Regions from separate parts of the Mus musculus genome. Here all the other regions are linked to region 2. Evidence: chromatin contacts called from ENCODE Hi-C or POLR2A ChIA-PET data. All regions are on one chromosome and are shown on one strand. The core of a region is the stretch at or near the end of the contact, and the rest is flanking DNA. Distances in the headings are between cores, read along the strand shown. Region 1 holds the start of Adcy4 (adenylate cyclase 4). Region 2 holds the start of Nfatc4 (nuclear factor of activated T cells, cytoplasmic, calcineurin dependent 4). Region 3 holds the start of Khnyn (KH and NYN domain containing).

Region 1 (3,711 bases), core at 543-3,042, 41 kb before region 2:
CCTACATACACACACACACACACACACACACACACACAGATAAATGAATAATAATATAAAAAACCATACACAAGGAAACAGGGGCCACTGACACGTGTTTTTCACATTAGATCAAGCCAAGAGAAATTTCTAAAACCCTACTGTTTTATCCACAGAGGTCAGCAGTGTCACCTGGCTCCACCTAATATATCTCAGACATTTGCATGGGACGAGGGAGAGCTACCCAGGAGGCCGGGCTACTCTTGGCTATTTGCAAGCCTGTGCTCTTCTACATTGCAGGTGTGTTAGAGTTTGTTTGTTTGTTGTTTGCTTATTTAGTTTGGAGGCAGGGGCTCATGTAGCTTGGGCTGGCCTCCAACTCACTGCAGCTGAGAACTTTGAGCTCCTGGTCCTCCTGTCCCTATCTCTCAAGCCAAGGGACTCTAGACTTGCCCGGCTATCCCCACAGGTAAAGGAGAACGGTGGCATCGCTTGGCTTTCGGAGTGAATGTCATCCAAATGGCTAATTTGCTTGGGAGAAAGAATTCCTTTCTCCTGAAGCCAAACCACTAAACTTGACAAATGTCTACCAGGGCAGCCCAAGTTTCTGCAACCCCTCGCCCCCCCCAGCACTGAGTTCTGAGTGGCTGCCTTTCCTCTAACCTATAAGCCCCAGTACTACCCTACCTCTCGTCCCTCCTCTTTCAGGACTTGGGGTAGACAAGGGTTAGTTCCCAGTCATTTGCCCCACCTTTCCTCCCAGGAGTGAAAGGGAAACCCAGAGTGGAATAGTTCCCCTTTCTTGCCCAGAATAAAAACGAAAAAACAAAAACAAAAACAAAAAAAGATGGAGGAAGGCAAAAACTATCTTTTGGAAGTCTGTGGGCACAGCTAGCAGCCCCACATTCCCAAATCTGGATAGAGAAAAAGTCAGGAAATGACTCTCCCCAGGGACATGAGTAGAGTTTCCTCTCTGGAAAAATGGAAAATCCGGTGTTGGATTTACTCGAGAACCAATAGAACACAGCGAGAAGCATTCGGGACTCACTTACGTCCTAGTATAGACCCAGAGACTAAGCTTAGAGGGTGGAGAGCTCTGTCACATGTAACCAGAGTCACAATTCATGACGAGGTTCAACGCTTCGTTTTTGGTTCCCAGCAAAGACATTATTAACTAAAAGACCTCGCAAATCTCAGATCTTCAAATGTCCCCAGCCCGAGGCAGCCCCTGCCTAGAGCTCCCACATCTAGCCCATCTTACCCTGCCGCTGGCCCAGGCGACGGCGGGCAGTGCCACCAGCGCGCAGAGCACAATGACCAAAAGCAGTATCAGCAGTGGGTACTGTTGGCTCAGGCTGTAGTAAGTTTCGTAGAAGAGATCTTCGCTGGGAGGAGGCCGGGGACTGAAGAGGCGGGCCATGGTCTTCCCCGCCCCAGCCCGGAGCCCCTGCCCTAGGGATCACAGGGCGCTGAGTCAATAACCTGGCCCGGACCACCGCGCTTTCCCATCTCTCCCGAAGCCACTCTCGGGCAAGCCACTAAGCTTTCAGCAGCAATAGGGTTCCCTGCTAAGTGCTCTCTCACAGGGCTCCCAGCTGTGACAGGACTTCTTTATCCTTCCCACAAACCATACCGTGCTAGTGTCCTGGCTGGAGCTGAGAAGAAGGTGCCGCAGACTCACCGCTTTGGGTCAAGCTCCAGAAGTTCTCTCAGCAAAGCTAGGCTCCAGGAGGGAACCTGGGTGGGATGGCTACTACTCACCTTCGCTGCTTTGCTAGTGGCTCAGGGCCTGCCGGGCGACTGGCACTTCCCTCTTGGCGCCAAGGCCCCCTCCCACTTCCCCGCGATACAGCCCAGCCCCTTCCCGTTCTGGAGCCTGACTCCCCTGGCTGCTTCCCATGCTCAGATTGCATTCTCTAATCATCACCTTCTCTCTTTCTTTAACGACGACGACGATGTCGATGAGCAGGTGGGCCGTGGGAGAAACACGAGGTAACGGGGTAAGGGGACGACAAAGGGATGTGACAAGATAAGGATACAACATTTGGAAGTGGGGAGGCCAAGGAAAGCCTGGGAGAAAGCGGGGAGGTGGGGGGGTGTCCTGGTACCAGCTGGGGCCGGGGTGTGGGCGAGGTCAGGAGTGACATTTCCCGTTCACTCTTGGTCCCTCTGATGTGGCCAAGTGTGAACTGTCTGGCCATTTTCAGCTCCTTGAGTTGGTGTTCCTTTTTGTTGGATATAGTTATCAATTCTTGGATACAGAGAATCAAAACAACAAATAAACAAACAAAAAACCCTGCTGCCATGCCTAGGAAAGCAAGGTGCAGGAGGTCTGTGCAGCAGGTGTGTGGTGGTCTAGAAAGCCTGGGGTGCCTTCGAATTTCCTGAGACACCTTCCTTCACCAGGGCCCCAAAACCCAGTGCTCAAAATCAAGGAGAAAAGGGAGAACTTTTCTCCTGTCAGCCTAGGCTTAGGGTGGTATCAGCCCTGAGCTCTGGAGGAAGTACCCTACCCTGAGACTGGAGCATTAGAGAGCAGAGCCCCTGATTCCTTCCTGCCACCAGCTGGACCCTGACCTTATGAGCCAGGAGGTGGCCTATATCTCAATATCTGGTCCCCAGGTCCCCTTTTCCTGTAGCACCAACTCCCCCCACACACACCTCACCCCCCCCCTCCAGGGTAGCCAGCTCCTGGCTGTCCATCCCTGATGCCCTGGATTGACACCTCAGACTCTCTCACAGTTAACATGCTATGTTTATTGACTTTAAGGAGATGGGTCAAGAGTCAGTTTGGGTGTAGGTCCAACTGTCCTCACAGAATGTTGTGAGCTTCAGGAAGTGGCAAGGACTGTCTTAGCCAGTCCAGGTTGCTTAAAACGTGCTTTTTATTGCCACGCTGAATGGCACACTTCAGGCTCTTGCAGTGATTCTCTGAAGTCTACTTGTGGAAGGGCTGCCAGCCCCTACCCCTGCCGAACTGTGCTTGGTCATACTTGGCCGAACTTGAGGCAGTAGTTCTTGGTGGTGCTACCAAGGAGTTGTAGTTCCCAATCTGCACTTCAGAACAGTTGTTGAAGACGAGAGCCGGTGGCCCTTTAAGAGGAAAGGAGGAGGTGATGGTGAGAGGGTTCAGAGGTTAGAAAGATGAAGTTGACAAGCACTTTGGGGAAAGGGGCAGCGACACCTTGTGATCTCCCTGGGGAATGCAAATGCAGGGTCTTCACCTGCTAGCTACTGCGTCCCAGTATGAGCTGTGCCTCTTCAGAATTAGTCTTGTAGAAGCTCAAAGAGTAGTGCCTGCTGTTTGGGTGTCTTTGATGGGAGACCTTCTGGACTTGCTTATCAATAAAGGAACTGTGGGGGCTCACAGACTCTGTGCTGGGAAAAGTCAGCCAATCCCGACTTTCTTTCGTTGTGTGACCTCAGTGGGATCCTCTCCTAGTGGATGTCATGTTCCTCGTCTTAAACGAGGCAGATCGGGTTAGATGATCTCTAGTCATTCCTTCCCACCTCCAGAGTAACTCATGTCTATAGATAAGTGCTGAGGAGGAAGGTGATGGGAGAGCTGAGCGGGGAGAGCAAGAGAGAATGAAGAATGGGTACCTGTCATTGGATTCGGTGGGGTCCAGGGATACCAAGGAGTGCCGTGTCTTCCATCTCCCTGCAAACAACACAGAGCTCTCAGGCTTTCTATTCAAGAGCCTAATCTCATCACCGTGCAGTTCTCCTGGG
Region 2 (3,760 bases), core at 519-3,018:
GGTGGTTTGCTGGGCAGAGGCTGAGCCAGACATATGGAGAAACACTGCCCAGGATCAAAGGAAATATGACATTTGAAAAGAATGTGCGCGTCTGCTTGTGCCGCTGAGCGGGGGGTATGAGGGAGCAGGGCCCCGGCCGAGTTTCCGGGTCTGTTCTCCTTGGATTCCCACCTCTGCCCACCCTTCTCTTAGGTGCAGGGTGGTAGATGTTCTCGAGGTGTTCCTCGCGCCCCCTAACCGTGAGTTCCTCCAGTTCGGAGGTGAAGCAAGACGGGAATGTAACCTGAGAAGAACCCAAGGGGAGAGAGGGGGGCGGGGAGGGGGGAATCAAACCAGGCCCTCTCCCGGCTCGGCCTCGGAACATTCTTCTCTCCCGCCCGCCAAGCTTCTCCTCCCTGCCCCTCCCGCCTCGCGGCCCTGGGCTTGCAGCCGGGGCAGCGCCGCACGTCACTGGGGTCCCCGGGGGCTGGGGGGGTCCCCAGGACTGGCTCGAGGGAGGACTGAGGGGAGGGAGGGGCGCCGCCTCCGCCGCCAAGGAGCTGAGGCCCGCCAGGCCAGCCCCCCTTCCCTCTGCCCCGCAGAGCCTGTTTCTCATTAGAGTAATGGGCGCGGTCCCCGCCCGGCTCCCGAGTGTTTGTAAACGTCTGACCAGAGGGCCGGCGCTTAACCCTTTAGGTGCTGGACTGGGGTTTGCTGTTGGGGGACGCGGGTCGGAGCCTGAGAGATTTAGAGACTGGAGATTTGCCAGGTTTATTAGGGAAGTTTGGAGCATGTGGTAAGCATGCAAGGAGAATGGTGACTGCTCCCCTGTCTTGCAGCGCCTCCAGTCCGAATCAAGAATCTCCCGTTCTATTCTTTCTCTTCCAAATGGGACCTCTTTATGCTCGCCCTTCCTAGAAACTCCTGACCGGGTCTTCCTTCCCTGCCCAGGTGACAGGTGTCCAGCCGGTGGGCCTAAGTTTTTAGCTTCTGGCCTTTTCTAAACCCGGCCAGGAATTTAGGATGGCCGGGAGCAGAACGTCTTGGGATCAGCGAGCCCAGAGATCTGCAGCTTTTGGGACGAAGGAGCCGACTATCTCCTCCAAGGCTAATTAATGGCCTATCTAGGTGGCTGGGACAAGGGTATCAGCAAAGCCTGGCCTGGATCTACGCCCAGCGGGCTATGGGCCTTCAAAGGCTTCCTGGGGTTCGAAAGTTCTGAGAGGCTTCTGGGACAGCTAGAAGTTCTTCATCTTAAGGGAATGGTGGGGGGTGGCTTGTGGAGGTGGTGGCTAAGAACTGCAAAGGCTCCTTGGAGGTCCAGGTAGAGTGGTCTCAGCGAGGGTGGAGGAATGGCCTCCTCTACAGAGCAGCTCAGAGCCTCTCTCAATCCCAGATCTCTCTTCAACTCAAGATTTGGATGGAAAGGACAGTGAGGTGCCCTTTCTTGGGAGATTTTGGCTATCCTGCTCTTCAGAATGTACCGTGGGCCTGCTACAATGGGGGACGGGTGACAAAAATATGGCCTCTTTAAGGCGAGGGGACCCGGACCTCCCCACCCCCTACGCTGGGACTAAATAGGCTGAGGTTTGGGCTTTCGGTGGGAAATGATTGTCACAACTGTGGGCCAATAGGTACCATTAGGGTTCTATAACGTTTGAAGGGACCATTTTCCAATTCAGTTTTTTCTCCCTCTTTGGAGGGGGTGGGACTGGAGAGATGACCGGGGGCGGGGGGGGGGGGAACTAGGGGCGCGTGGTTTTCCCATCTCATCCATGGAGGAGGGGCCGGTGCATCCCGGGTAACCAATCAGAGACAGGCTGGGGGGGGGCCGCTTTGAAGAAGTTTGGGAGAAAAAAGTTTGGAAAAGTTTCTATAATAACGAGGGGGCGTCCGGAGGGAGGCGGCAGCGACAGAAGAGGGGGCGTCTCAGAGAAAGGGAGGGAGGGAGCTACCCTCGCGTGAAGCTACAGCAGCGTCCAGAGCTTCCCCCTCCCACCCAGGCGGGACCTGGGGGCTCCGGCCGGATCCATGGGGGCCGCAAGCTGCGAGGATGAGGAGCTGGAATTTAAGCTGGTGTTCGGAGAGGAAAAGGAGCCCCCCCCGCTGGGCCCTGGGGGTCCTGGGGAAGGTTAGTGCGGGGCTGGGTAGGGGTCTTTTGGCCAGTGACCGAAGGGCCAGGAAATCTCCAGTTTGGGAGCCTGGGGTGTGTGAGAGGGTGAGGTGGGTCAGAGGATGAAGGGAGCTGAGGGACTACCAAGGCTGTGGAAGTGAGGCTGGGGGCCACGGCATCATTTTTTTTTCCTTTTTAGGTCCTAACTGGGGTGGGAGTGGGGGTGTTGTTGGCTATGCGCCGCCTGCCGGCTAGGCCGACTGTCTCTGGGATGGGGTGCGGAAGGGAACCTTGGCCCCCAAGAGCCGGAGGTGCCGGCTTGGGAAGGGGAGGTTTGGCCCTGGAGTTAAAGGCTTTAGGACCTAGGCCTGGTTCTGCAGACGCGACGCCTGGGGCTGGGGGCTCCCTCGGGCAGCGCAGGGACACCCCTCCCCCTCCCCCTGTCTGGCCGCAATGAGAGGCAGATGGCGGGGAACGAGTCGGGGGCGGCGGCCGCCGCTTGCACGGAATCCGCGCTGCCCGCTACCCCCTCTCCCCCCCCCCCCCGTTGGCTGGGCCCCGCACGCATCACCCTTCGACTGCACCCCCGCCCCCTTTGGGGGGGGCGAGGGAGGAGTCACCTCCCCTCGTCACCACAGACATGCCCCCATCCCTCCCACCCCCAGGCCACAGTTGCGATGGTAACTGGGGTTTCTGCCAGCACCATTTGGGGGTTTGGGAACCGTCGCTAATTGGGTTCATGTGTGAGTCGCCCCCAGCCCAGCCCAGAGCCTGGGCAAGCACACCTCCAGGCCTGGCTCTAGAATTCCCCAAACCACCCCAGCCCACCTGCCCAGGACCAGAGTGTTAGAGTATGAGGTCCTGGCATGCCTGTATCTCTTTTCTGTCTTGTGATGTTCAACTTTGCTTTTGTCCGGAGACTAGGGGAACCTCTCCTAGCTAAGCATATCAGGCTTCAGGGGCTGACCATCCGAGAAACGTAGACATTTCACCAGCTTCTCTCTCTCTCTCTCCCTCTACTTCCCTTCCATTTTGACAGAGCTGGACTCAGAGGATACCCCTCCATGCTGTCGTTTGGCCCTGGGGGAACCCCTTCCTTATGGTGCTGCCCCTATTGGGATTCCCCGACCCCCACCCCCTCGGCCAGGGATGCACTCACCACCGCCCCGTCCCGCCCCTTCACCTGGCACCTGGGAGAGCCAGCCAGCTAGGTCGGTGAGGCTGGGGGGCCCAGGAGGTAATGCAGGGGGTGCTGGGGGTGGTCGTGTTCTTGAGTGTCCCAGCATCCGGATTACCTCCATCTCTCCCACGCCTGACCCGCCGACCTCGCTAGAGGACACATCTGAAACTTGGGGGGACGGCTCTCCTAGAGATTACCCTCCACCAGAAGGCTTTGGGGGCTATCGAGAGGCTGGAGGTCAGGGCGGAGGCGCTTTCTTCAGCCCGAGCCCTGGCAGCAGCAGCCTGTCTTCGTGGAGCTTCTTCTCGGACGCCTCCGACGAGGCAGCCCTGTATGCAGCGTGCGACGAGGTGGAGTCTGAACTTAATGAAGCAGCCTCCCGTTTTGGCTTGAGCTCTCCGCTGCCCTCGCCCCGGGCTTCTCCTAGGCCATGGACCCCGGAGGATCCCTGGAGCCTATACGGTCCAAGCTCGGGAGGCCGAGCGCCA
Region 3 (4,305 bases), core at 695-3,194, 60 kb after region 2:
GAAGCCTGAGAAGCTCGAATACTTCCAGCCACCCAGAAGATTCCCCCGACGCAGGCGCAGGGACACACGGTCCCCCGGGTCCAGGGGAAGCAGCACAGAGCTTGTGGCTGCCTCTCGGGTCACATCAGGGTCATTTGCAAAGGCTGAGATGACCGGCCATGTGTTCAGCATCAGACTCACCTGGGGAGGGGAGCCCAGTTAGCATCTATGTCCTAGTCCTTAGCTCAGGACACCCCGCCCCCCATCCTCCCAAGAGTTTTCTTTTGGGAACTTGAGGGTCAGTGGGCTCTCCAGTGAGCACTGAGGGGTGGCCAGTGTTGGGTTCTGTACATCTGCCATACCCTGCTAGCCTTTCCTCCCTTGCTCCTGGTCCCTGGGATACAGGTCCAACAGAAGGGCTATCCAGGGATGTGCTGCGGTCCACTATGACCCTCCCTTCCCCCCGGAGGTGGACTGGCACTTAGGTCACCTGGACAGTTTGGCGGTTGTACACCTTGACCACGTGGAATCGGAAGCTGTAGACTCCACGGACAGGGGCCACGAAGCAGCCCGAGGTCCGATCAAAGCCCTCGCCCTCATTGACCAGTACCTGTGGGGAAGCAGATTGTGTTGAGAGGGATTCTGGGTGCCGGGAGCTCAGGAGCATCACTGGGTTGGCATTTGTGCAGTGGGTGAGGAGAGAAGGGGTGGCAAACGGGTGTGACAGGAATGTGTAGAGTCAAAAACTATGAGGAAGGGCTACGGTGCTGTGTGTATGAATGAAAGAAGGCCAACCAACGGTCAGTGGCCATCTTAGAGGAAGGTGGTGCAAGAGATGCAGGTAATGGTTTCCTTGGAGTCCGAGGGATGCAAAGGGGCTTGGACAGTAGAGTCCAGGTCCTTGCATGTCTTCCGGACAGAGGCAGAGGGATTACCTGGTCGAAGTAGATGGCACCACTGGTACCGTTGCCGGTTTCTCCTGCTGGTTCATGGTGATGGCTTCGGACTGCAGCAAACGCCACTCGTCCTGGGGGTGCCTCTCCCAGGGCTGCACCCCCAGGTCCTCCTGCAGTAGGTCGGCCTGGCTCACAGACCACCAGGCACTCCCCCTCCAGTAGGACAGGCTCTGACCCTTCTTGAGCCCACCCAGCCTCCAGGGTCAGAAGCACCAGGGCCAAGGACAGCTTGGGTTTGTGCCATTCCGTCCCCATCCTTGCTAGGTGCCTCTGTAACTCACAGATTTTCCTGTCTTCTGTCCCCTTGGCTCTCCCCCCTCTGCTTCAAGGCTTCAGTACTCCTGCCCTGCTCTGCTGTCCTCTGTGAGTCTGGCACCTAGCCCGGGCACTCCCCTCCCTGTATCTTTTTGTGTCCCACAGCTCTGCCTGGCCTTACTACTGCTGTCTCTGCGGATCCCTCCTCCTTGGCAGAGCATGGAGTGACAGCAGTTGGGCCCTGGGAGGGAGAAGAGGAATGGAGAGAGGATATGAGGGCTCTAGCCACACAAGGGTGTGTACACACACACACACACACACACACACACACACGAAACAAAATTTCTTCAATTCCTTTCTCATCTTCTCCTTTTCAGTCTTTCTCCATGGGGTTTTCCTTATTGTGGCAAGGTGTGTGTCCTCATCTCCCCCCCCTTCCCCCCCTACTCCCCCAACTCTATCTACTTGGTGAAAGTGCTTGTGTCAAGGGCAGGATTCTCTTGTGACTCTGGACCAGTCACTTCTCTTGGAACCATCAACTGCAGAACTCCCAAGGACCCCAGGAACTGGAGGCGAACGTGAGAGTTGGCAGGAGGCGTTGGGGGTGGGGTGAGTGTCTGTGACCCGGTAGGCCCCGCAGGGGATGTGGAGGGCGGGTCGCTCGGCAGCAGGACAGCAGGCCGAGCCGGGGAGGAGGAGCGCAGCCCTGCCCCGAGCCCTGGCCAGTGCGGCCCTAGCGGGGGAGGAGCCGAGCTGGCTCCGCCCCGGGCCGGAAAGTGACTCCAAAGCCACAACGCGTTGTTGACGAGAGAAGTCTAGGTTGGGTGAAGGATCCGAGAAGGCCCTCCCAGATTCGGGCTCCCAGCCCCAGGCCCCTGGGGCGCGGGAGAAACGCGGGCCCCTCCTCCCCCGCCGCGGGCACCTAGAGGAGCGGGCGGAACTCGCGGCTTTGGCGGTAGGCGTCCCCCTTCCGGGCGATCGGGAGCTGAAGGCCGTGGCGGGAGGGTGGTCGGGCTGGGGGCGGCCGCCGCAGGCTGTGGGAGGGCGGGCTATGCCCCTGGGCCCCGGGTGGGATGCTTGACAGTGGACAAACGAGGAGGGGGGGCGGGGGCGGGGAGGTGGGAGTGGTTAGTGAAGGAATAAGGCGGATAGGGGAAACCCCCACCCCAGGACTACACTGTTAGAGCCTCTGGCGCGTATTCATTTCCCAAGAGGCCCTCCTCTACTCAAAAAATCCGAGACCTCTCAGCTCTGGGACTCTTTCCTCAAACCACCCACTTCTTGTGACCCTCAAAATGAGCTGGAGGCCCTCTCAACTCGTCCCTTCTCAGGGCGGTGGTCATCAGTTTTCTCTGGCCAGTCGCCCACCCCAGCTAGCCCTGTTTAAGAAGGGCTTACTCTCAGGGAGAGGCCTGTGTATAGATGATTTTCTATATTCTCCACCCGCGAGGTGGACTTGCTATCTCCTGGGGTTGTTTACCAGTTCTGTCACTAGGTGCGACCTGTTGATTGTTGGATGTATGCCATGTGATTAGGATTTGGGTTGAAGGGAGACAGAGACTTTGAGATTGCCTCTGCCCTTCCAGGACTCCAGGTAGAAGCCATGTCTACTTGGGGGTTTGCCTCCCCGACTCCCGACCGCTTTGCGGTGTCTGCGGAGGCCGAGGACAAGGTTCGGGAGCAGCAGACTCGCTTGGAGCGTATCTTCAACGTGGGAATGAGCGTCCTCTCCAAAGACTGCCCAGAGAATCCTCATATCTGGTTGCAGCTTGAGGGCCCCAAGGAGAACGTCTGCAGAGCCAAGGTGAAGTCCTCTTCCTTTTAGGGCTGCTACAAAGCCTTTTAGGACGCTGCCCCTCCCGAGGCCGAGTCGGAGGAGGGACTGGGAAATGCCTCTTGGCAATCTTATTGGCTGCCTCTCTCTTGAGCTTTGAGGAACTCAGCAAACCTTTTTATTTAGAATTTTGGTTTCACTTCTGCTGTGCTGCCTAGGTTCTTCAGGCTTTAGAACCAAATCACTTCATGCTCTTGGAGATAGTAAGGTAATCCCCTCTGTACAGGTGGGCCTTGCCAGGGAATTCCCTGGGGTTGAGAGGGGGCCGGCCACTTTTTCCCCCCTTTGCACCCAAGGCCAATAGGCTCCATCACTTGACAGCCCTCTGGTCTGTTCTTACATTTCCATAGGTCTACAGTGTGAATAGAAACAGTATCTACTTAGATGATGTAATAGCTTGAAGCTCAGGGAGAGCAGTGAATCTGAAAGGGATGGCTTCTAGAAGTTTCCTCTCTGACCTCCCTATCTAGGAATACCTGAAGGGGCTCTGCAGCCCAGAACTACAGAGTGAGATCCACTACCCACCCAGACTGCACTGCATCTTTCTGGGAGCCCACGGTTTCTTCCTTGACTGCCTGGCCTGGAGCACATCTGCCCACCTGGTGCCTCTGCTTCCTGGCTCTCTGATGATCAGTGGCCTAACCGAGGCGTTTGTGATGGCCCAGAGCCGGGTGGAGGAGTTAGTGCAACGGCTGAGCTGGGACCTTCAGCTACAGTCTTGTCCCGGAGCCCCTGACAATGGCGGAGTGCTGAGAGACTTCTCTGCCCTGCTGCAGACTAGGGAGGATGCCTACACAGAGGCCCTGCTGCGGCTGCCCCTGGCCGTGCAGGAGGAGCTCCTAAGCCTGGTGCAGGAGGCATCTAGAGGGCAGGGTCCATCTCGTGAGGTGGGGAGCTCAGGCCTGTTGAGTCCTCAGTTCCAGGGAGTCAGGGCTCCCTTGAATGAAGGCAGGGAATTCGTAGGCACCAGAGTGGCAGGGTCGGGAAAGTCGCCAGCAGTAAGAGGACAAAGTCATACTGTGGAGAAGGAGGAAAGGAAACAGGATGCTGTCAGGGACATGGGTTCAGGGCGGAAGGAGCTGTCTGGGGAAGAGGTCTGGGAGCCTGGAGTGGCTTACAGGTCACAGCTAGCAGGTGGAGGAGCAGAGGAGGTGGCACCCTTGAAGGGAAAGGCCTCGGGGAAACAGGAGGTTCCTCAGCAAAGAGGAGGGTTCAGTGTGCAGGGTGAACCTTCAGGTGCGCATGTGCCCTGTCAGAGGGCAGCTCCAATCCGGGGAGCCT

The links. A loop is a pair of places that touch in the nucleus more often than their neighbours do. ChIA-PET counts read pairs that join two places held with the same protein, here RNA polymerase II (POLR2A).
Region 1: a map of heart shows a loop between it and region 2 (6-fold over the local background). The contact joins the promoter of Adcy4 here to the promoter of Nfatc4 in region 2. A Hi-C loop is called at or near these places in 12 of 37 maps with a recorded cell type or tissue (T-helper 1 cell, T-helper 2 cell, gastrocnemius and 4 more). POLR2A ChIA-PET finds 5 or more read pairs at or near these places in 4 of 5 experiments (Patski and embryonic stem cell).
Region 3: POLR2A ChIA-PET joins it to region 2 with 10 read pairs in Patski. The contact joins the promoter of Khnyn here to the promoter of Nfatc4 in region 2. POLR2A ChIA-PET finds 5 or more read pairs at or near these places in 3 of 5 experiments (Patski and embryonic stem cell).

The regions. Positions count from the first base shown.
Region 1 is chr14:55,782,280-55,785,990 of GRCm38, forward strand. It overlaps Adcy4 (adenylate cyclase 4), which reads right to left and starts at 1,793. Exons shown (of 26, transcript NM_001361604.1): 1 at 1,613-1,793; 2 at 1,241-1,431. The coding sequence starts at 1,399. Ripk3 (receptor-interacting serine-threonine kinase 3) reads right to left here. Exons shown (of 10, transcript NM_019955.2): 9 at 3,583-3,640; 10 at 2,716-3,072. The coding sequence ends at 2,918. It overlaps Gm32092 (a long non-coding RNA gene), which reads left to right and starts at 1,800. Exons shown (of 5, transcript XR_874644.2): 1 at 1,800-1,971.
Region 2 is chr14:55,823,027-55,826,786 of GRCm38, forward strand. Nfatc4 (nuclear factor of activated T cells, cytoplasmic, calcineurin dependent 4) reads left to right here and starts at 1,769. Exons shown (of 10, transcript NM_023699.3): 1 at 1,769-2,110; 2 at 3,132-3,760. The coding sequence starts at 2,011. Gm41159 (a long non-coding RNA gene) reads right to left here and starts at 563. Exons shown (of 3, transcript XR_874646.3): 1 at 172-563.
Region 3 is chr14:55,882,998-55,887,302 of GRCm38, forward strand. Khnyn (KH and NYN domain containing) reads left to right here and starts at 1,945. Exons shown (of 8, transcript NM_027143.3): 1 at 1,945-2,145; 2 at 2,777-2,994; 3 at 3,495-4,305. The coding sequence starts at 2,794. Cbln3 (cerebellin 3 precursor protein) reads right to left here and starts at 1,259. Exons shown (of 3, transcript NM_019820.3): 1 at 915-1,259; 2 at 470-589; 3 at 1-180. The coding sequence starts at 1,190.